Linked DNA regions of Mus musculus: regions 1 and 2 are each linked to region 3. A link is a loop called in an ENCODE intact Hi-C map of the cell type or tissue named here. Cell type or tissue: heart. All regions are shown on one strand. Region 1 overlaps Nfia (nuclear factor I/A). Region 2 holds the start of Nfia (nuclear factor I/A). Region 3 holds the start of Gm19417 (a long non-coding RNA gene).

Region 1 (8,000 bases), 120 kb after region 3:
TCACAGGGATGAGAGTGTTGCCATCCTGCCTGTAGCTTCACCTGATTCTTTTCCAAGGCTTGGGCCTCTGTCGTTGGTGTCCCTTCACACAGTTTGGGAATGGTGCCGTAGCTGAGAGTGAACTGCTTGCTTGAGTCAAGATCCTGCCTGGTAGTCACTGTTTATATGACCTTGAGATACTTGCCTGAAGACTGTAAGTCTGTACTCTGTTGCTTTAACTGAAAATCAAGGCTATTATAGGAAGGAGAAAATGGCACTGGACAGAGCAGAGATAAGTATCAGGCTCCGAGTACTCAGAAGAGGTAAGCCCTCACCTCTTTCTGTTCACTTGTGCATACATGACGAGCTGAGTCACCTCTTCTCACCATTGCGTGGCTAATACTGCAGGGCTTTGTCCACTCTATAGGCTGTCCCTGAGCCTCCAGAGAGCCTTCCCTGTCCTTCCCTAAGAGCCCTGCACCTTTCCCCATACTTACTCCCAGATGGCCTCCCTCCCACTGGATTGCAGGTACCTGAAGGCCCAGCATATACAACCTCATGCCTGCCTCAGGACCCAGAGCAAAGGGGGAAGCAACAAATGTTCTAAGTAGATTAATGAAAGTGCAGTTCACTTATTTCAGGTCTCAAAGACGGTAACTGAGTGGGATCCAAACCTATGTAAAGGAAATGATAAGCTATACAATTAAAAATATCCCCCTAGTAATCAGTGCATGGGATTATGATTTGAAGCTGATTGTTTCTCAAACAAACAATGCCTCTGAACTCGCTGAAATGACCCACATGTAGAAATAATATCAGAAGGTCCTCACTGCATCTGCCTGAAAAGGTGTTGCTACTAACCTGAGGGAACATAGTTTATTGGTTTCTGTTCTGAGTTTACCACCTATGTATGCCTCATAGGTTAGCATCGGTAAGTGTCTATGGAAAGAGAAAATTAGGATGTCAAAAAATAATTTAGGAAAATATTTAAAGGACCTTTAAAAAGAAACCACATTTGACTTCTAACACTTTTGATGGTAATTGGAACCCCAGAAATTAGTCCCGGACCCTACTAACCTGTGTGCAAATGAGTTGCAGGATAATGTTGACTTCGTCAACTGTGGCCAAAAGGGTTCTACCTTCAAGTTAGCCACAGTTTGCGTCCTTCCTAGCACTGCTACTAAGATTAGTGGCAGAAACTCCTATGGTAGCGAACGACATTTCGAACGAATTGACAGTTTACATCTGATTAGAACTTGCTTTCTCTGTGATGGTATTTTAGGATGTAAATGAAGTTAAACACATGCATTCACACATGCATGTATGCATACATGCAAGGGGTTCCTGCCTCATCTGAGACTGTTCTGCAACCTTGCAGTGATCTATGGGTTTCCTTGGGTTAGGGACAGAAATTGAACAATGATGTTCAATTACAATAGAGATAGCCCATTGTAACTCTCTGACAGAAGGACTTCATGCAACTTGGCACTGAGCGCCTGCCCTTACTTCTTACTGTTAGGAAAATGACAGGTATTCTCTAAAATCTCAGAATAACCAGAGACAGCAAACATTGAGAAAGAGCTGGAGGAGTTACCCTAGTGCTGCACCAACAGTAGCTTGGGCCATCATTGGACTTGTTGGTTGATTGACATCATGTAGCTATGGTAGCCTGGACTGCTCCATTTCCACGGTGGCAGTCTCCTCTGTTAGCACTAGGGACGTGGGGTCATTTGGGTCCTAGGTTCAGTCTTATTTCTACTGCATCTTTGTGCTATAAATAGAGAGCAGAATGCTCATATCTTTCCCATTTTTACATATTACTTTAGATTTCTGTAGCAGCTGTAGAGTTTTAATGCCTGGCTTCTGAGAGGTCACATTGGAGCATTGGATTCAATGTTTCAGATAGTTCCATAAGATTATTCGGTTTCAAATACATGATGCGGTCTGAAAGAGGCATTTCTCCACTAGAGGTGAGGAAGGGTGTCAAAAAGAGAAGTCCTTCATGGGTTTCCTAGGGAAATGCCAGCAGTCAGTGGTGAAGACCACTGTGTGAGGTGGGGGCGGGCAGGGTGCTGTATCCTGCAGTGAACGGGATCTGTCTACACTCTGGAAGCCATGCCCTTCAAACTGCTGATGGCCCTGATGAGAAGCGGTGCAGTAATTCTGAGAATGTGAGCATGCTGTCTTCCAGCTGAGTCTGAGAGAGACTCAGACTATTCTGTGAGAACAAAGGTTCTGCTCCCTAAAATCCAAGAGACTGCCTGCATCCCAGAGTGCTTCAGTGATCAAAGTCAGTGAAGTGAAGCATGTCGATCATCCTCCTGCCTCAAAGCCAAACTCTTTTAGCATTGATTTTGAGCTGTGAGGAATCAAGACCCCCATTGGTAGTGAGGCTTTCCGACAGCTCTGTTTATGCTGAGGCATGGAGCGGAGCTGAAGTGTGGAACCCTAACAAAAACGCGTTTTTCCCTCACTTAATGATAATAATCGCTTATATCCTACCCATTTTAAACCATCAGAAGCATTTCCCATTTTAAGAAATGTAAATGGATTTTATTTGAAATATATTTTAGAGATCAGTTTATAAATACCTATTTTCTATTGCAAACAGCATGGACACATTTAGATATCAACAGGAGTTTTCAGGAAATCAGATCCTTAAAAAAATAAAGTGAAACCAGGGAAGGGAAGGTTGTTTTTCTTTCCTCATGAAAAAAGTTAGTCTTCTGTCAGAAAAATGCACTCTATGTCCACTTAAAAAATAAATTGTACTGAATGTTACAAATATGTAATGTACTTATGAATAAGTAAGATTATATTAGGGATTATATTTATACCTATTTAACGTAACTTAGAATCTCTTTTTAAAATTTATTTATTTATTTGTTTTTGAGGCAGGGTTTCTCTGTGTAGCCCTGGCTGTCCTGGAACTCACTTTGTAGACCAGGCTGGCCTCAAACTCAGAAATCCGCCTGCCTCTGCCTTCCGAGTGCTGGGATTAAAGGTGTGTGCCACCACTGCCAGGCCGAATCCCTTTATTTTTAAACAAGCCAGTAAAATATATCAGGAGGTTTGTTTTCAGCAAATTTTGTGTTATTTGCTTTGGAAAGTAATCTTATTTCACCCCAAAATTTACTCAAATAAATAAAATAAATAAACTACCAATGTTTTCATTTATGCACATATGTGAATATTTAATGTCCATGTCAAAAGGACAGAAGTAACTAGTTTTTTTTTCTATTACAATTTATATAAGATTCATGATGTGAGCTACTCTGTGACACTCTATACTCAAGGTTCTTTGCTAAACATTCAAAATTTACTAGATCATTATTTTTAACAACAAAACCTTCTGTGGTAGATATAACAGTTAGTGCCATTTTATAGATAAAGAAATTAGAATTTAACAGTGTAATCTAGGAGTCTCACATCCATGGTTTGTCTCCTACTTTACTATGTATAAGTAATACCTGGCAAACATAGTTTTTGAATGACAAAATAAGAGAACATTTGTGCCTATAGTTACTTCTATACAAGAAAAAATACGAATAACTAAAAACTATCACAAGTAGCATTTTTTATTATTGCACACCTGAAATTAGGCTTAAAACCTGTATACATTAAAAGTTAATACTGGAGAAATTTGCTAAACACAGCAAAATTAACTTCACTTTAAGTAAAGTTTCCCAAGCAATGGTAGCAGACACTGGCAGGTTTGGGACTCTGCTGCAAGCCGACACTTTGAGGGAATGTTCTTAGCAAAACACTCTCTTCAACGGAAATTAGGTCAGCCTTCTGGAACATTTATCATGTGTACCTGTCACCAGCCAGACCCAGTCCTAAAGTGAACTAAGATCCCACGCAGTGGTCCTTCCTTCTCTGAGAGCTGCAAAGAACAACATAAACCAATAGTTCTACAAATATGTGAGTTTGGCAGACACTCCCATAAAACGAAGGCCAACACCCATAGTGTTGCTCTGGGGATTGAATTCCTTAATACTCTGTTTATAGAAATTTGAAACAGTAAATGGATTCGGTCTGTTCTGAAAAACACTCTGTCCCATGGCTCCTTTGGAAGAACATGTACAGTTGCTATAGAAGGGTGTGGGCAGATGCCCCAAGTCTGAGTTGGAAGTCCAAGCCATCAGCCCCTGTTTGTTCCACACCACTCAGCCATGTAGGTTTTGCCAGACACAGGTGACTATTTGCATAGTTGCAAGGCCACCTCTGCTGAAGCTATGTCATCGCTAATTTGACATTGCAACAAGAGGAATCGGCAAAATCCAGAGCAGTGGAAGGTTCAGATGGAGCACATTGTAAAAACCAGAACAGCAGAAGTAAGTCATAGCACCGTGTGCTTTCAGCCATCGTGTGGCATCATTTTGGTGGTGTCAGAGCTCTGAGGAGTGAGAATGTACCTGCGTCACCATGTGTGTGCTTCAGCGTGTGTGTGTGTGCGTGTGTGTGTGTGTGTGTGTGTGTGTGTGTGTGTGTGTACTTCAGTACACAGCATGAGGGTTTCATGAACTTAAATGACCATATATCTGAGCCACCATCCCAGTATCAGCCAGATTATGTTAACCTCTTTGGAATTCATCTTTTCATATCCCGATGATGTAGTGAACACACACACAGACTTAACCTTGCTAACAGATTCATGAAGTAAGGTAAAGGAAAGGGTGACATCATGAAATACTTAACTCAGTCACAGGAATGTACATGGCAAGATAAAAAATGACACCGGTAGACAGTGTTCATTCGTGCGCACGCACCGAGCGGGGATGTGCGGTATGTGCTGCACTGTTAAAGTGATAGAGGAGGCTGAGAGAGTGACGCTTTCCAGTTTCTTCCCCATTCCATCCACAATCCGTGCCACTGTGTGTGCAAGTGCGCTCGCTCACAACTCTCTCTGGTAGTTCACCATGAAATGCCCATGGTAGACATTCTTCAAACACTCAAGCAGAGCATTATTAAAGTTTTGTTGTCTTTGAAAATCAATATGCAAAAACAAAATAAGTTTTACCATGTCTTTGTTGTCCTGTTTCGTATGAGAATCTTAAACAGCTGGGAAAGAAAATGGGGGATAAAGAAATCCATCCATGATTCCTTGCTTCAAAGAAAAAAAGAAAAAAGAAAAATGAAAACTGGAAACAAAACAAAACAAAATAAAAACCTTTCCAACTTTCTTGATCACACACTCTATTAAGCCAGGACCAGGAAACAATTTCTAATCAGTGCTGTGATCTGGGCCCAGATCGTGCTGGCCTTTTGTATCGGGCCTCAGATCTGTACTCTCTTCACACTTACTCACTTCCAGCTGTTGTCATTGAAATCCCACATAATCTTCCAAGGTCGAAGGGCAGTCACCCATGGCTGCTGCAGTTAAAAGGTTATGCTGATTTCTGTTGTCAAATATTGGCCCTTTTCTCTTCCAATCACTCCCATGCTACTTCTCTTTAACAAGAAGAATCCAGCCTAGAATTGTATTACATGACTTTAAAGTCTTAAAAAGTGTTCCTTCATTGTACTTACCCGGTGTGGCCTGAATAGTCTAATTCATTCTGTTATATTTCACAAGGAGCTATCTAGTGCCTCTAAAATACTTTGTGTTTGTGCTAGGCCAGCAAATTCAAAGTATCATGGCCTGCATGATTTGTAACCTGTAATGGTTCCTGCAGGAATGTATAATATAGACTCTATGATTGAATAAACACCACAAATTATGGCATTAGTGATAGTGTGATTCTTGCGAGAATTGTACAAAGCAAAATGCACAGGCAGAAGAAGCTCTTTGTGATCTTAAGTATTACCTGATGCTATGGTATTTGGAAAACTACATATCCCTATGTTTAAAATATCTCTTTAGATTATTTCTCTCTGTAGCCTTGGAAACGTAATTGAAAGCATTTTTTAACAATGTATTGCTTCAGTTCATCAATGATTTTCTATCCATGCTTAGTGAACCAAAATCAGTTTTGAATGTCTTAAAATTGGCACGTAGCTGCTGGTCACCATCTCTACCTGTCATTGCCTGTGTCTTATGCTGGTTTAGCAAGCTGAGCTCTGTTAATGGTTTCAGAGCCACATGAATTAGACCCAGAAAGGAAAGGCAGGGCGATGGGCCATGAAGGATTTCTGCTGTTTTACACTCATGAACCAGGGTAGCCCTGGGGTGATCCAGTTCCATGTCTGTTTCATTTAAGATAATCAGTTTCGGATGTATTCAGGGAATAAATTTCCTTATTTTTCCCTAATATATGCATGGGTTCATAGTAGAGGCTGGAGTTACTTCAAATAGTTCCAGCCATTTGTCAATTACCAATTGTTACTGTCCATGTGTGTAGACAGTTTTGATTTAGAACATGAAAGCAGTAAGTTTGGTCCAAACCCCCCCTTTTACTTCAAAACAAGGTTAATTTCAAAATAAACTGAAACCCATCAAAATTAATTTTTAAGAAATCAAATGTATAAACTGCCACTTGCTCTATGCTAATGATAGTGGCTTGACTTAGTTGACGTGAATTGTTCTCCATTTGTTTACATTTCAATGGCATATTTGAAAACATAATCCCAAAAGTTAATATTTCTCTGCTCTTAAACAAGTTTTCACTTGAAAAACACTCATTTATGTTGTGGTCTAAATGTTTAGGGAAGACAGGGAAGTTAATTTACTATCATAAAAACAAACAAACAATGGATGGAAGTGTTTTCAGCCTGGAATGGGTGGCAGGATGGAAGACAGAGATTTATTCTGTCTTTACAAAAGGGCAACATTGAGGTGTTTTGAAATTTAAGGAGAAGAAACACATACTTAATGGACTGTTTTAAAAGCACTTGGCTTTTATTAATCTAAATATCCTTGTCAAAACATAGTATTGGTCACTCCACTTGGCCTTGGTGTTTTCTTCTGTTTCTAGGGTCATCCATGATGTCATGCGTCAAATATTCACAAACATACCAATAAGTTAAAAAGTTACTCTGAATTTTAGATTTTTTGCTAATAAATATAGTCCTTGAATTCAGACAATAAAGTCTATCTGAAATCCTCAGCCAATTAACTTTAGTTTACTAAATGCCACTAATAGTTAATACAGAAGTTAGTAATGTGTTACCTGTGATCGATTTAAAAAGAAAATACTATGTAGAGAAAATTAACAATACACATTCTTCTCCAACTCTCCCACCGTCTCAATGATCTTAGGAAAAATCTTTGAATATCTCAAATTTTCAGCTTTTACTTCCACCAAAATCATAATATTTCCAAGCACACAGTTGCAATATTATGTATCTTAAAATTAGTCTCCAACAAAGTACCAAACATGGCAAATACTAGACAGATTATACACTTTTGATAAAATTGAGTACTACCCACAGAGGAACTACAGAAATATTCTTCAGATAGGGCCCTTGCTTTGTAATAGCTGTGTCTTGCTGAACCCATCTTCCTAATGTAGACACGGTAAAGTGATTGCAAAGTGTGCAGTGTCCTTCAGTCCTGCAGTGACAACGTTCAGTCAGGTTCCAGGACCCCCTTAGCACATGGCCTGTGTGAGGGAGAGATGAAGAGGAGTGGTGGACTTAGAGACAAACATCTGCCCCGAAGAAAGCCCACCCTGCCAGATCACCGGGAGAGAGAAAGCTAAAGCTTAAGAAGGGCGTTTATTGCAGAACCAGAGACTTGAGGTTGCAAATGGTCCTTGGGAATTTAATAGTGTTTTCCACCTTCAGTTTTCTGGGCAACCTTTTGGTTTATAGATATTTGGTCATTGTTTTTACTTCTGATAGAACATTTCAGAGGGCTGTTCTTCATAACACATTTTGGGGAACACTGATAGGAACCCCAATATGGAGACTAGAACACAACAGGAGTAGCAGGCAAGGCACTTTTGCCCACAACAAAGAGAGTGTATGTTTGGGACATATTGGAAACTAATGCCTAAAGAAGATTCTCTGAGAGGCTTTAACCATGTGGCTAAGGACTCTAATATATATTCTCAAATCACAAAGTAATGGTGGCTTTT
Region 2 (8,000 bases), 91 kb before region 3:
ACTGCACTAAGTGCTTCAGAACTTCTCGCTGATTCTTTTAGAGTCTTTGATGTATCCATGAAAGAGAACGCACTATAGGTAGATGGACAACTGTTCTATAGATTTGAAAAGGAGAAGGGAGGGGCTGGATGTTCCTGAATTCTACTGTTTCAGATTATGGTCAGTAGCATGGAGCATATCACATTTCTTTGTGTTACCACAACAACCCTACTGGCGGGTACATAAGTGGGAGAGAACTGACTCCTGTTAGCTGGAGTCTAGCCTCTTGTTCAATCCTGGCCATCTGCATGGTGGAAACTAACTGCCTTAGTTTGTCTTGGAGATATAACTTGCAGCCTCTGGTTCAAATCTATCAACCCCCACCCCCAATTCTGTAGGTAATACATGGAAAATAATATGGATTCTTTACTTTTTAATGTGGATTTAGTTCTCATCCAACTATTTCCTGAGGCTTTGGGCCTTCCAGACAAACCTTGTTCGGAAACTTGATGTGAAAAACTCACTTGTGTGCTCAATGCATCAACATGATTCAATTTGGGATTATATGCAAGTAAGAGAAATCTGCACACAAGTGACCAGTAAGTAAAAAAGTGAAGAAAAATGCTGGAAAATACTAGTTAAGAGTTAGTCTTGGTGATAACTATAGAGCAAATGGTATTTATTGTCACTTAGGAATCCTGGTCCCATTTTCACTACTTTGGGCATTAAAATCTAAATCACATTAATACAATTTCCCAACTAAATAGAAAGGAGAGGTATTTCAGATATATGTAGAAGTGAAACTTTATTGACGTAATTTATACATCTAAGAGGATTTCACTAAAGCTGGCAAGGTAACGTTTCTGCAAATAAAACAGTAAATGCAAGGCTGGGCTCTGTGCCAGGGAGAATATGGATAGCAGAGAGCATGGCAGGAACCTCCTTTTTGCAAAGACAATCCGGTTTCAAGGCAGCCTCCTACCACTTGCAAAATAAACGACTGGAGTAATGTTTCCAATAAGGATTTACCCTTCCTAACAATGGGTCATTTATATGATTGCAATAAACTAGTTTTCATACATCACCTGTGTTTCCTACACTCTTCTCCCTTCTTTTGCTCCCCCTTCCCTTCCCCCTCTTTCTCAGATCTTCCTTTCTCTCCCTCTCTTAGTATCTCTGTGAACTCTAGACAAGGATTTACTTTTGCAACCTAGAAGACAGGAGAAAGTTAGAAATGTTTTTTATCCCGGGTCTGTCCTCTGAGGAACATCTGTTTCTTTGTGTGTTTAAATTTATGCCTGTTGGAGAGAAAGTTACCAGAAGCCATTCTGTAACTGTAACTCTTCTACGGTATTTTTCTCAGTCTAGTTTGCAAAGGCTGTAGTTGGAACTGGGCTTTGTAGTGTTCCCCCGCCTTCCACCCTCCTCCGGAGCGGGGGAGGGAGCGGGAGCTGGCACAGATAGGAGAGAAAGCAGGAGCGGATGTGGAGGGCTTTGGTGCTGAACTTGGATCCAGCCCTTGCCTAGAGGGCGCAAACAATCGTCCCATATCCAAAAGTCTTACGAAGGGCGCCAAAAGTTACTTAAGATAATATTGCTAACCGCAGAATGCTGGAAATCGCGGGCACATCCACTGCTGCAACAAAAGAAGTTTCTAAAGTGGAAATATCAGCATTCAATTACTTTTTCCCATTTAAAAAAAGAAGACATGGCAACAGGCAGTTATTTAAAAAAATCCCCTTGAGAATCAAAAGTAAAATTCTTTGCTGTTTTGAAAAGAGGCAGATGTGAAGTGTATCTATACACCAAAAAAAAAAAAAATCCACTTTGGAAGAGAGCTTCCCCAGAGCGCGCGCGCGCGCGCGCGCACACACACACACACACACACACACACACACACACACACACACGGGACAATAACTTGTCACTGTGCCTCAGTTACATGTTGGTTCCCTCAGCCAGAAACTTCTGTCGAGGAAACTTGGAGAGTCTTGAAGTTATAGATCCCAGCAAAGGGTTTCGTGGCCAGGAATGTTTCTCTAACTCCTCTTAGCTTGGAGGGCATTTCTTCCTTCCTGAAAGCCACAAGGAACCAAGGAAAAGCAGTTGCTTAGTTTGGGAAAATGGACGTTCTAACTAAAGGTTGAAGCTATTACTTTCCTTCAATCCTTAATATGTAATCGGAATAATATGGATTCCAAGAATATTCAAGAGCAGGGGGTGGGAATCAGGGGGAGAAGAATGGATTCTTGAGCATTAGCCCTAAACGGACTAGAGAACAAACAAACTTTAGACTGCCGGCTGTCTCAGCAGAACATTATATTTGGCCTTTTCTAGTAGCAGGCTTACCCACCTAGAAAAAAAAATCTGAATGAAAGTGATCATACCCCCTCACTTTCTTCTGTCGGGTGGGCATGCCTGCAGACTCTAGTCCTGTCATCTCCACCAGGGAGCGGATTCCCAGTCTGTGTGCCAGCGTCGGAATCTGGGGAGTTTTAAAGAAGGGTAGGTAAATACAGAAGGCTGCAAAACTTCAGGAGGGAGAGGAGGAGGAGAAAATGAGAGTTTGGAGGAGACAGGTATACTTTTTCCCCCTCTAGAAGAAAAGAGAGTCTAGAGAGAAAGTGTTGAGTTTTTTTTTTTTTAAGGAAGAAAGAAAGAAAGAAAGAAAGAAAGAGAGAAAGAAAGAGAGAAAGAAAGAAAGAAAAGAAAGAGGGAAGGAAGGAGGGAAGGACAGAAGAAAAAGAAAGCTGGAAGAGCAGGCTTGTTGGCAATGTGCCAAACCCTAAAACCACCCCCCCCCCTTCTGCCAAAACAATACTTTAGCAAACCTAAAATAATTGCAGGAAGCTCTTTTCCATCTTGAGAACTATTACCTGGGGAAGGGAAAAGTTGGGATCCACAAAGACGCACCCTTGAAGAGTGTGTCTGGGGAACAGGGACTCAGATGTTAGTCCTGGGCTCCCATTTGGGGATACAAACATATCTCTTTCCTAAGGGGGCAACCCTTTCACAGTTTTCCTTCTCAGTATACAGAAAAATGTCCCAGCTAAACCACTGTTGTTTCTGACGTGACAGAACTTTTTTGGGCGTTTGTGTTTAAACCCACCAGCTCCTGGGTTCTGGGAGAGAAGAGCGTTCGCTCATGACTCTCCTCCTTGCTTTCTCCAGACACCTCCTCCCCCGCAATCTGGGGAATCTTTGGGGTGATCTTCCTATCCCCCCCACCCCCAGATTCTGACTGCTATAGAGTCGTAGCTGAAAAGTTAGCAGGCTTTTGTGCATATTACCTCTCCCGACGATACTATTCCCATAGAAAGCTTCGCAGGAGAGATTACAATGCTTTTGAGCTTTACCGCATTTCAGAGGAAGGGAGGAAAAGTTACCTAGAAGGTCTGATTTTTTACAAGAAATTTGCATACATGCAAATGTAACGCGCGCCCTTCTCTGGGGTTCCTAGGGAGCCCAACCCGCGGCCCACGGGGGTGCGGGGCGCCCCGACAAAGTTGCCCCAATCCTCTCCCGACGTCCGCGGAGGGCTGCGGCGCGGGTGGGGGGATGGGGAGGAGGAAAAGTAGTTTTGTTTGCTTAAGCACATCCTGTGGCAGCCTATAGCCGCCCGGAGGACACGCTGAAAAAACCGCTCCGCGCCGCGTTCCCGGGGACCGCGCCGAGCGGGGCGGGGGGCGGGGGGCCGCGGGAGGCAGCGAGCGCGGAGCGAGCGGCGGGCGGGCGGGCGGCCCTGCAGGCTGGGGACCGGTGTCAGCGCCGCAGCCGCCCCTCCCCCACCCGGCTCCCCCCCACCCCGCCCCCCCACCCCCACCCCACCCCACCCCCACACCCCCGCGGCGGCGGCGCGAGCGGGCGGCGGCCGTGCGGTGCGGTGCAGAACGCGGCGCAGGCGGGCGCGCGGGCAGCTCGCGGGCACCCGGCCGGCCGGCGCGGGAGCGGGAAAGGGTGCGCTATGCCTTTAACGCCCGCGTACAGTAGACAGTATAGTGGAGTGTAGGGAAACTCTAGGCGGGGTTAAAGTTCAGCGCGTGGAGCGGCAAGAGCGCTGGCTGCTGCAGTTGAGCCGAGTTGGAAATGTGAACGCAAGAAGCAGGCTTGATTTTTTATTCCTCCCCCCCTCCTAGCTCTCTCCTCCTCTCTCTCCCTCTCGCACCCACACTCACGCACACCTCCAGCCCGCACACAGACGTGCACGCACCCCCCGCCGCCCGGCAGTTATGTATTCTCCGCTCTGTCTCACCCAGGTAAGCAGCTGCGGGGGCGCGGGGCGGCCGTGTGCCTCGGCGGGAGCCGTGTCTGCGCGTGTTTCTGTGTGTGCGCGCGCGTGTGCGGGGGGGGGGGCTGCAGCTTTAAGAAAGTAACTTTGTTTCCATGCGGGTGCATTCCTCCTGCTCGGCCATTTGTGTGGGCACATGGCTAATGGCGCCCTCTTATTAATGCGTTAATTAATATCGGGGCGCCGGACTGCGGAGCTCCGCCGGGGCTTGCGGGCGCCCCGCACGTGTGTCCGCGGCTGCAGCCCCTGACACGCTGCAATCTGGACTCTGGCGGCTGCGGCGCGGAGCGCGGTGCCCGCGATTCCTCCGCTCCAGGGAGGGGCGGCTGAGCCCCGCAAGCCCCGCACGCCGGCTGCACCCGGGGCGCCCTGGCTGCCGGGGTCCTCCCGCGCCGCCGCGCCCCCCGCCGACGCCCCGAACTCTTACTTTTGTTTTGTGCCAGCTTTGCGGGCCGGCCCGGGCAGCGCCCCTCGGACGCGGCGGGCGGGCAGTGCTAGCCTTAGTCCGTGGGCTGCGGAGACGCACTCCCCGCGCCGGCCCGGGACCTTGCTGTCCTTGCCTCCTGCCCGCGACCCCCAGGCGAAAGTTTCGGGGTCTGGCGAGCCCACGCCGCGGAGGCCACAGAGCCGCCAAGGCCGCGGGTCGGGCCGGGCTGGGCCGCTGCGGGCGGAGTGGGACTCCGGCTCGAGGGCGAGCGGCGGCCAGGGCCCGAGTCGGCTGCCCCGCCGCCGCCGCCGCCTAGGCAAGCCCCGGGCGGCTCAGCCAGCAGGACCCGGCAACTTTCCCTGCAGCCCCACTCGCGGCGTGGGGCCTGGTGCCCCTCCGCCTGCCCCTCCTGCCCGAGCCTCCCAGCCCATCCCTCCCGGTCGAGTCTGCACCAGCAGCAAGGAAACACTGCTATTTTGCGGCTCCGGATCTGGTCCCGTTTGAATATATTATTTATTTTCTCTGACTAAAAGGCATAAAGTCAGAGTGATTTGCGCTAATTTTTCTCTTTAAGTACGAGTCTTTATATGGCTTTAAAACATTGCACCCTGGCCAGTAATCACCTACATGAAGTTATATGCTTCCAGCACAAGGTTTCTTCACGACTCCCTCAAAACCCTGCTACCACTGTGCCTTCAATGAGTTGGAGCTAACGGTTTACCGGGAATACTTTGGAAGGCTGGACGTATCAGTAGCTTTTCCTCTCCGCTGTAGAGTCTGGATTTATTTCCCATATGACTTCCTTTCTTACTGCAGTATCTAACAGTAATAACACTGGCTATTTGATCTCAGAAGACTCTTAAATGCATCTTTTATGTGGAGATGGTCTGTTTGGGATTTAGGCCTCACATTAATAATGGATTGCAGTTGTTTTAGTTATTGTAAAAGTACCCCCCCCCCCCCGCAACTTCCAAAGTTACTATTTTAGTAACTTGTGGAAGTATGGAGTGAAAACTTCTCCAACTACTTCTGGCAGGGTTCACAATTGCATATGGATAAGATGCAAAGTGTAAGATAATTTGAATGAATTATAGTCTGCAGTGAAAGTGCTGAGATTCGAAGGCTGAAATTCTAGCTGGCAAAAGTTTGCAACACATAGAACTTGTAGATAAGACCAGCCTGCTGCAATGTCGAGAAAGACCCTCATGGACACAGCCTTGTCTTCCGAGCGAGATTTGAAAAGATAAAAGTTCTGGTCTGGGGTTGTGTATTTCAGGAGCATACCTGCGAATCCATGCAGGCCTCGGGCAGAGTCAGGTATTTAACAAAGTTAGCTTCTCTTGAGTTATTATCACGTTAAGAAAGTTTTTTTTTTTCTTTTCTTCCCCGTTCCCCCTCCTACACACTTGGCAGCTTTGATTGACGCATTCACTGGGCCTTCACACCACTAAGAGAAACGCTTATTTGGTGTAGCAGTTTGTGAAGAAAATGTACAATAAGCAGGGGATAAAGGCTCATTTGTTTTATGAGAGGGTCTTTAAAAGTTGATTTACAATTTATTTAACTTTCTGGAATATTTATAATACGTTAGAGCCAGTTTCAGAAAGAAAAACTTGGGCCGTTTATTGCTCATTTAAAAAATAAAAAGATCCAGTGAGCATGGTGATAAACGTGCTCTAACCGAAAGAGTAGGCTCAGCCTGCTTGTGTGCACTTTGAAGGGCTTTGCCTTGAGACTGGCAGGCCTCTTCTTTTGATTGAGGATGCGCCTATCACAACCAACTCATGGACCTGCCTAAATACTGACAGTTCAGCAGAAATTTATGAGTAAACCTTTCAAAGGAAAAAAAAAGTGGTTTCCAGCACTACCACTATTCTGTGGCTCTTAAACTTGGCCTGTTTTCAAACAGATCCACATTTTAGATGCTGGTTCAGAGTAATGCGGCGTTGAAGCAGGTCCACAGGTTTATTTTTTTACTGGTGGTCTGTAACATTCTCACCAGCTATTTATGTAAAATATTACTTTTTTCTCTTCAATAATTTTAAAATATGACACAGTTTATGGTGTTTTGTTCAGCAATATGATATATGAGGACATACTCCCCACCCCCCTGAATCATTTATGCTTTCCTTGGACATTTCCTGTAATTTTTTTCTTTTTTAAAAAGTTTGGATTTTGGGGGAGATATTTCTGTTAATAAGTTGTCTAAGTATAATTGTCATGTGAGTAAACTTACATAAAATGCTGTGTTCTTTTATTTGCATCCTAGGAACCTTTTGGGCATAATATATTGTAAATGCCTCTGATGCAAAACTGGGGACATAGACTGCCCATGATGACCAGCTGACCTTATTCTCAGATTTTTTTTTTTTTTTTATGAAGAGATGTTATGGGCATTTGGTTGGCAGGTGAACGCAATGCTTCTGAGCGTGAGCTGGTACAGTTTGCAGTTTTTAAGAAGTATTTTGGGAGTATCTTTGGGCTAATAGCCACAAATGTTTATTTAACGTGTTTATTATCGTTAATAAGGTAAAGCCTTAACACATATCTGTGCTGTATTATTGGGAGCTATTTGCATTATAAAATGGAGCTGAGTCTTCAAAATGAAAGCCTCCTTTTGGAGAAGGCTCACTGTGTAGTTTAAGGTCGACTTGAGGAATTCTTTCCATATTGCCAGAGTCATGGTCTCTAGTATATCCTGTATACATCTGGATGTCAGTCAATATGAAATACATAAAGTTTATGTGTTTTAGAACATTTCAAGGATGAGCTCAGAATTTAGTAATGTTTAAAGCTTTGTGGTTTGGCATGCACCTTAGCGGATAAACTGCGACTTTTCTTCCAAAGGAAGAAAGATTCTCAAACATCACACAGTTTAGAAATGCTAATGGTTTATGGTAAAGAATAATATAATTCTTGTATTTTGTTCTTTTTTTCCCAACCTGAAGAATGCACACATGTTAAACAAAGCTCACTACTACTACTTTTTTTTTTTCATCCTTATTTTGAAAAAGACCAAGTTTCAAAAATGAACTTGAGCCATGGAGCCTAAAATGTGTGCAGAAAGAAGGAAAAGGCCAATTATTATAACAATTAAATATTCATTATATTATTACACACTTACTTTAAAGAACCCTGCTATGTGTAATGTTTACAGACTTGGTTAAAATTTGTAAAAATAATTAACAGGTTAAACTATGAAAATATATTACCTACAGCTTATATTTGAATGTTTAAAATTTTAGTAATTTTTTTTAGGAGTAGTACTGCTCCTGGTATTACAGTTTCTTGTATCTCAATGATGTA
Region 3 (8,000 bases):
TGTTGGGTGGAGTTCTGGGACTATTAATCCCACTCAGTTTGTGTAAGTGATATCTGGTCATGTAAGATGCAGAATCAACAACAGACAGCCTCGCTGTAGTAGTACAGGATTTAGAATCTTGGTTAATTTTGATCATCTTAACCCAGTATTCGAAGTTAATCTAGATGAGAGTTTTGATTAGGGTGCCATAAAGAGCTTCAGTTTTTATTGAGTCACTGTTCAAAGTTTAGAAAGATGCTGAAGCTGGGTATGGTGGTATATACCCTCAGAGGTGGACACAGGATGGTTGTGTGTTCAAGGCCAACTTGAGCTACATAGCAAAGTATTGTCTCAAAAATATCAAAGCTGGGCATGTAGATATGGTAAAGCACTTGCAAAGACATAGGGGAAAAAACCCAACAACAATTAAAAGATTTGACCCCTGGTTAAAATGGGGCTGGCAAAGGCAGTGAAATAGTTAATGTGTCCGCCTCCCTTACAGGTTTCCCCAGATATGCTTACTGGCTGTACAATGGATAATTGTCAGCTCTTGTTGTGCAGATGCTGTTGCAGATGGAGTCCTGTACCTGCATGCATAGCAAATGAATTCGACTGGCAATCCCCTTTATAAAGCATAAATATGTAATTTGTTCAGCTGTTGTAATTAAATATGTATGTGTGAAACAGCCACCATTCAGGTCATTAATGATGCGCCATGCCAAATTAGAGCTTACAGACAGTAATGTACATTGTGGTACAATGAGGGAATTGCAAATAACATAGCTAAGCCTCTGCTGGTAAAGGATGCATTCAGAGGCTTTCAAAGGAATATTTACATCTGTAACATAATTTTTATTTAGAAGATACATTTTATTCAGTGTAAAAGTCTCTTAAGATAGTATTGCTTTCTTCACCAGTTTAGTTTTATTGTTTTAGCATTTTACCATACAAATGCCACATTTTATTAGCCATGCTGCTTGTGATGAGTCTTAAGTATCTACTTACATCTAAGGCAGCAGCTACCCTTGCGTCCTCTCTTCACCATTGTGGTTGAATGGATCCTATCATAGCACATCGGAACATACTGCTTATTTCACTAAATTAAAGAGAACCTCATAATATTTCAACCATAATCCCCACTGATAGGTAAACAAACATAGTAAACAGCATGTTTATTTCCATAGAAATAGGGATGGGAAAAATGCAGTTATCAAAATAGAAACAAATAAGAGTGGTAAATTTGCCCCTAGTGTTTTAATTCCCAGTGAATTACTTGTGAATCCGAAGAATTTCCTAAGAAAAGTGTCAGCCATGGGTCAGAATGATTGCTTTTCAAATTTTAAAACTCGAGAGTTCATAAAATAAAAAAAAATTATTTATTGCTCTATCCTTTCACTCTTTGGTTTTAGGTTACGTTCTTTGAAAGTGTTTGATCTGCCATTTAAATACATTAAAACTATTTTTACTTTCAATTCTTTCTGCATTTGTATTTTGTTTGCTACAGACAATCTATTTTTATCATGCATGTTGTTTTGACGGTTCATGCTGAGACTACAAGAGCTGACCATCTCGACCTTTCCGTCCAGTAGGGCAGTGGGAGGAAACATCTCAGAGCTAATTCTGTCTTGTTCACAGCTGGGAACAGAGCATTCCTCTGTGACCCCCTTGCACAGGATTCTCAGGGATCACTTGAAAGCTGGACTCAATGCTAAATCCTGGGCTTCTAAGGTTCAATACAGACAAATTTAAGTGGACCATTTGGTTGAGAATCGCAGGAGGGCAATATAGTTGTTAAAAGCTTCATGAACATTTGAAAATGGAATTACTCAACAAATTATTTTAGTTTTGTAATGAAATCAAATTTAGAAGTTTCCTTAAGCCTAGGATGGTTAATCAAGATTTGAGCTCTTGAGGAATTTTCAAAACTAATCCTGTATATTGTGTAGGATATAAACTTTTTGTTTTCAATGAATAGCAAATGTTTTAGTTCACCAAATGCATATTTTATTTTAAAAAATGAAAACCTAACAGCAGAGTTAGGTATGGTGGCACATGCCTTTGGTCCCAGCACTTGGGAGGCAGAGACAGTGGGATCTCTGTGAGTTCAAGGCCAGCCTGTCTACAGAGTGAATTCTAGGACAGCCAAGGTTATCACACAAAGAAACCCTGTCTCAAAAAAAAAAAAAAAAAACAACAATAGCAAAACAAAAACAACAAAACAACAACAACATCCCTAACAGCAGTTTGTTTTACCTAAATTATTGTGACATAAAATCAAAATAATTTAAAACTTTTCATATCTTTATATTTCTAAATTTTTTTGTACTTTTAAAAAATATCTTTTCAGTTCAGCTAAATATATTTCCTTTGCAATGCTAAGGAAAAGTGTGATTCATGAACTGTTTATTTAGACTGGACTATAAAGATGACAATGATCAAAAGTTCATAATGTACTTCAGTTGTATTAAGAATCCCCTCCCCCATATAGAAACTGTTGGAAAACGGCCTTGTCAGCTACATGCTTAATATGACCCATGAGTTCATTACTTTCTGAAGATTTTCTTGATGATCCTTTTTCATTTAGTTTCTTTATCCCCGTTAGAGATCTTAATCTTTGGATGACCAGTTTTATTATTTCTATATGTTTTAGAACTATTCTAGTTTGGGGTGAGGCATTTTGAAGGGTGTATGACTTTGCAATATCTTAACCAGCTGTAGAAATATATACATGGGAAACTGAGGCAAGAGAATCCTAAGATTGAAACTTGTCTTGGCTCCAGAGTGAATTCAAGACCAGAATGAGCAGTCTACTTTTTAATATACCTAATCTCAAAAAACAAACAAATACCAGCCTGGATATAGTTCAGTAGTAGCCAGTTGATTAATGTGTGCAAGGCTCTGGGTTCAAGCTCTTATCTTTCAAAATAAATAAATTGAGTTTAGATACCTTTCAAAGGTTTCTTTTTTTTTCCCCTTGAATGTTTAAAAAAAAAAGCTTAAAATTCACCAGATGATGATTAAAGACCTCTATTACAGAACACTTAGTAATGGGAATTGGGAGACATGCAGATAGCCTTACCCTGAACCTGAAAAGGGAGAAACATACAAAAAGGCTAGAGATCCTACTTGGGTAACTTGAAGAAGCATCCACTTGTTTTGCTGGAGTGGTAAGAGTTAAGAGCATGGTTTAGGATTATTTGGGCTGCTTGCTCTGGAGGAACACATGGGAAACCACCAGCAAGTCTTCTGGTCTTGTATTAAAGAACGTAGCCTTTCCTGAAGGGGTAGGAATACCCCAGTGGTCAGTGGCTAGTGGCCTGGTGCTTTCTGATATTGCCATAGGCAGGCCTGGCCAATCAGATGTGCTCATTTGTTGGCTGTTGTTCCTTTGGCCATCACCGCAGTAAACACTTTCCCTTGAATGTTGGTTTTCTGTTGTGTCTGGCAGCCACATAGGGCTTGAACTTCAGCCAGAGGCAAATATTTATACACCAGAGTGTGCAATGTTCAACTGGTCAGGCCTGAGAGGAAGAGAGCTCCTTCATGCCTTCGGCCAAAGGGGAATTATCTATTTTTCCTTCCTTCCCGCTGTGCCCTGCAGAGGTAGGACCTTACTGGAAGCCTTCGGTGCAGATGCCTGTGCTTTGTGAAGGGAGGACACCCTCCTGACATTTCTGCCTGCTCCTTTAATTCTCCTTGCAAAGTTTACAGTTAGTATTTTCCCTGGAACGCTGTCAAGCCTGAGACAGCCCAAATGTATGCCGAGCTGTGAAATCGAGCCGGAGAGAAGCAAGTTTGTGAGAAATCTGTTTCTACTCAAATCCGTGAGCTTCATTAAAACACAAGCAGAGAAACAAAAACAAAAACAAGGAACTCAAGGGGCCGTGGCCGGCTGGGCCCCCGGCGCCATTTCACGACCTGTGAGGCGACGACGCAGCCGTACATGGCGCCGTGTTTACCCGCCGCAGCCAATCAGCGCGCCGTGCCAAGCCACGTGACGTGCCACGAGGGCAGCACAGCCATTTCCTTGTTCTGAAAAAGCTTGCTTCCTCCGCAGAGTTCTTTGCCTTGCGCTGCATGCCAAATGTGCCTGCAGAATGTGTCTAGTGGACTGGCATTTCTCCACAAAGTTATTTCAGCAGGTAAAAAGTCTCTGCGCACTTGAGCTCGGAGCATTCTTTATGTAAAATGGATTTCCCTTCTTGGCCAGAGGCCAAGGGCACGGCGCACTGGCTGGGTGAGAAGAGCGCTTCTCTGCTGAGAAACTGGTGGACCGACACACTCTTAATTTTTTGGCTTCTGACCAAACAAGCTAGATGAATGCCAAAATTCAACAAAATAACACATTATTGTGTGATAGGAGCCATGCTCCAAGAGAGCAGGAACTCAGAGGAACTTCACACTGGCTCCCCACCCCTCCCCCTTTTGTTTTTTGGCTTTATTTTCTTAAAAAATAAAATAAAATAAAAGCATTGTCACTTTGGGGAGCTTTTGTAGGAATATGGCTAAATGGGACCTAGAGAGTCGGGCTTTTAGCAATAAACTTGAAGGAAGGAACTGAAAGAAAACAAGAGCTTAAAATTACGTTCATGAACTTTTCCCAGACAGAACACACAGTTCTCTTGACTTCGCGGAGCTGCGTTTAACCCTACAGACTCCGTAGATGTGTCTGAGTTGAAAGCTGAAGGACTTGGCATTAAAGTGAGAATTCTGTGAGATATAGCTACATTGTACAGATTTCAAAATAGAAGGAGAACTACAAATGTCAAATGCGGAGTTTTAGCTTTCCCAAACCAAAGACTGGTGAAAATCTCATGCTTTGTTATGGTTTTTGTACCCTGCCCCCTCCATCTGACTTTGTAAGTGAATTGAGTCTGTTCTTCCTTGCTTGACTCCATAAGCAAGTCTTGAAAGGCCTGTGCCTCAGTTCCCACATACTCACCTTGAGGACATTCAAGGAGAGAATCAAGATTCTTCCAGTCTATAAAAATGTTAGAAGCTAAGCTTGAAAAATAAAACAGTAAACAAACAAACAAACAAACAATTAGAATCAAATATCCATTTTGCTCATTCACACAGCACCCAGCCTAGCAATCTAAAGAATTACAGTAGTTTCTGCCATTCCTTTGCTTACAATGCTTAGTGTTTCCCAGTGTGTTGAGAATAAACTTCAAGCTGGTGGCCAGGGCCTGCCCTACAAGATCTGGCATCTGCACCACCTCTCTAGCCTCACTTTATCCTGTTGATTCTTCCATGCTTGAGCCTTGCAGGTCTCCGTTTGAGGTCAGGACTCTGCCAGTCCCTTTTCTATGTGTTGTTTGCCTGTAATGATTTTCCTCCCTTTTCTTTTGGGTGATACATTCTTGCCTTTCAGTTCTCGGCTCAGATGATATCTCTATAAAGGAGAAATCTGAGGTTGGCAATCATGCTTTTCTATGGAACATTTCTTAGGAAAATCCAAAATGCCCCTGCTAATTTGTTCAATTACTTACATTTTTTACTGTTGCCTCCATGTCTGTCCTACAAGGACAGAAAATCATAGATATCCTCTTCTGTGTTTTTATATTGTATCTAATCACATAGGGAATAAAATGTTGGTCAAGTTGGGATATTCCAAAATATATCAGTTTACCTTCAGTTTCACTGAAGAATCCAATATATTACCAGCCCCCAGAAGACCATTATTATAGCATGTATACCTTGATAAGCATCTAGTTCTCCTTATAAGTACATGCTGATCCAGAGAGGAGGAAGGCTTGGAGGTCAGTCTGCCTGTACTGGAGGCAGCATTGACTAACCATGACAATACAGTTGGTTGATTAGCTAGTATAAATTTCAGTTTTCTCATCTAAAAAGTGAAATTTAAAAATATTTCCAATATCATAGGATTATTTCCATTACTGTTGCATATGATTTAGATTAATTGACCTGTTAAGAAAAATATATTATTTAGAGATAGAGACAAAATACAATCAGCAATACAATACAATAATACCTGTGTTATTCTAATGCATCAGACCCTAAGCAGTTTTACTGCCAATGTCCTTCCCATTTTTTTAAGGAAGGAACTAAGGCAAAGAAAAAGTAACTGGCAGGACATAGATTGGATACATATTAAATATCAGAGCAGGATCTCATGTATTCTCCTCCCCCACCCCCTGGAATATGTACTCTTTATATCTGGTCACTCTAGAGTCTAGTGAAGCAGTATATAGCTCTCGTTAGAAGCTGAAAAGGACTCCGAAGAGCTGACATACTGGTAACATGTCAGCTGCAATAGTAACTTAATAGAAGGGTTAAATGAGACGATTCAAGTAGAATGCTTAACTTATTGCCTAACAAATGGCAAACAACTAACAAATGTGTGGTATTCCAACAACCACTACTATTATTACTCTGTCATAGTGAAATGAGACTCGTGACCTTCATGACTAGCCTGAGTCCCTCTCCCTGTGTTAGCATCTTCACTGAGCTATCTACCTTTAAGGAAACTGATCCATTACCTGGAAAGGAATCATTGTGGAGCTGTCTCTGTAACTGACATTCTGCCTTAGTAATTTAATAATTACCGCCCTCCCTGCTTTGTATTTCAACTTAGGAATTGATGTGTCTGTGAGGCAGTTTGTTTTTCCACGTGAGGAACTGTGACAATGGCATAGAGGGATGCTCTACTCAGACTCAGTGTTCCACCCACTCCCTAGGTGATGTCAGATACAAGCCTCAGAAAGATCTGTTTTTCCATTGAGGCTGTGCCACACACCACCCTGTCTGTCCCTGCTTACCCATAGAAGTTCCGATTGGCCCCAACGTGCCTCCAAGTTGCCTTCCTGTGAAGCAGGATGTTTACAAGTATTTAATAGTGTTCTTGCCTTCAGGACTTCAGAAGCCTATAGTATCCTCATTTCCCATGGCTGTGTGCCCAGTGTCAGTGCAAGCCCACCACTGTCCCTGTAGCCTGAGTTCATGGTTGAGGAGATCTGAGTGTGGTGGACCATGCCTTTGCCTGTGCAGGGTTAGGCAGAAGCAGGGCTATGCAAGGAGTCTAAATGTCTGACTCTGCTACTCGACTTCCTGGAGGACTTGGTGCCTCGAAATGGTGGGTCTGGTTTGGCCTGTTGGTGAACTGAAGCAGTTAGCTTTCTCTGGATGCTTCCTTACGTAACGGTCTTTTCAGTTTCAGAAAAGGAAGAACACAATCCGCCAAAGCACCCAGAATTATAGCAGATGAATAGCCGGGAGTAGTTGAACAAAGTGTCTATTGTGTGCTGTGCTGCAGAGCAAGATATATACAGGGAACTGAGACCAGGATACAGGGGACTTCTTTTCTCCTTTCTTTTCTATTTTCGTTTGAAACAATTTTGCTTTCCTTGTAGAAGTTGTTCCTTGCTCTTGGTTCTTCATTCAGAATAACATAGTCATCTGGATGCATGTCCTGACCCTACCAAGAAAATACTGTTTGCTTCAATGCAAATTATTTAACTGTGTGAAGTGGAGAGTTTAGGTAAATTTTGTAAATTAATCTTTGGTACTTATGGCAGATAAAAAAGCCTGTTGTTCTGAGGCTGTGATTAGCCACTTGATGTATCTGAACACTTCCTTCTTCAACAACCATTGCAGGCACTATTTTACTATTAACTGTTGCTATAATACCTAGCTTGCATTTTCCCAAGTTACATTCATTACTTAAGGCTATACTTAGATGAGTCTGAGTTCAATTCAAAGTCCTGTTTGCCCAATTCCATCTGCGGTAAATTAGGTTATGGTTAGTATTTTAAACCTGTAAAATGCCTATTTCATAGACATAGTAGTGTTCAGTTCATAGGCTTATTGTACTATAAAGAAAAGTGCCCATCTTGGTGCTTCTTAGAAATCTAAGGCACCATGGCTGGTCAGAATATCAGGCTAATAAAGAACCAAACAGGTATTGTGTTCAAATCAAAGTGCCAGAGTCAAAAAGTGTAGCAAGGTGAGGGGTTGAGGAGGAGAGTGGCCAGATAGAGGTCAGTCAGGGGCCTTCAGAC

What was found. A loop is a pair of places that touch in the nucleus more often than their neighbours do. Peaks named below come from ENCODE experiments on the same cell type or tissue, not always from the same donor. Only the 100,000 strongest peaks of a DNase experiment are listed, where the experiment ranks them.
Region 1: a loop joins it to region 3, with 2.2 times the contacts of the local background. A loop is called at or near these places in 7 of 42 quality-filtered maps.
Region 2: it touches region 3 in a loop (5-fold over the local background); 14 of 42 quality-filtered maps call a loop at or near these places.

What each region holds. Positions count from the first base shown.
Region 1 is chr4:97,986,788-97,994,787 of GRCm38, forward strand. All of the region lies in intron 3 of Nfia (nuclear factor I/A), which reads left to right. Among named protein-coding and RNA genes, the nearest start is that of Gm34218, 32 kb to the right of the region's middle. In heart, no CTCF peak of the experiment used is centred here; a DNase peak (open chromatin) is centred at 3,944; H3K27ac peaks cover 2,084 bases.
Region 2 is chr4:97,773,760-97,781,759 of GRCm38, forward strand. Nfia (nuclear factor I/A) reads left to right here and starts at 3,867. Exons shown (of 11, transcript NM_010905.3): 1 at 3,867-4,235. The coding sequence starts at 4,209. Gm38709 (a long non-coding RNA gene) reads right to left here and starts at 3,664. Exons shown (of 5, transcript XR_003955232.1): 1 at 3,270-3,664; 2 at 2,367-2,464; 3 at 1-2,054. In heart, CTCF peaks have their summits at 1,517 and 2,420; DNase peaks (open chromatin) are centred at 1,452, 3,122, 3,562, 3,952 and 2 weaker places; H3K4me3 peaks cover 5,942 bases; H3K27ac peaks cover 6,254 bases.
Region 3 is chr4:97,865,078-97,873,077 of GRCm38, forward strand. The region is part of intron 2 of Nfia (nuclear factor I/A); the gene reads left to right. Gm19417 (a long non-coding RNA gene) reads right to left here and starts at 3,932. Exons shown (of 2, transcript XR_376437.4): 1 at 3,106-3,932. In heart, a CTCF peak has its summit at 1,547; DNase peaks (open chromatin) are centred at 1,584, 3,424, 3,974 and 6,934; H3K27ac peaks cover 1,887 bases.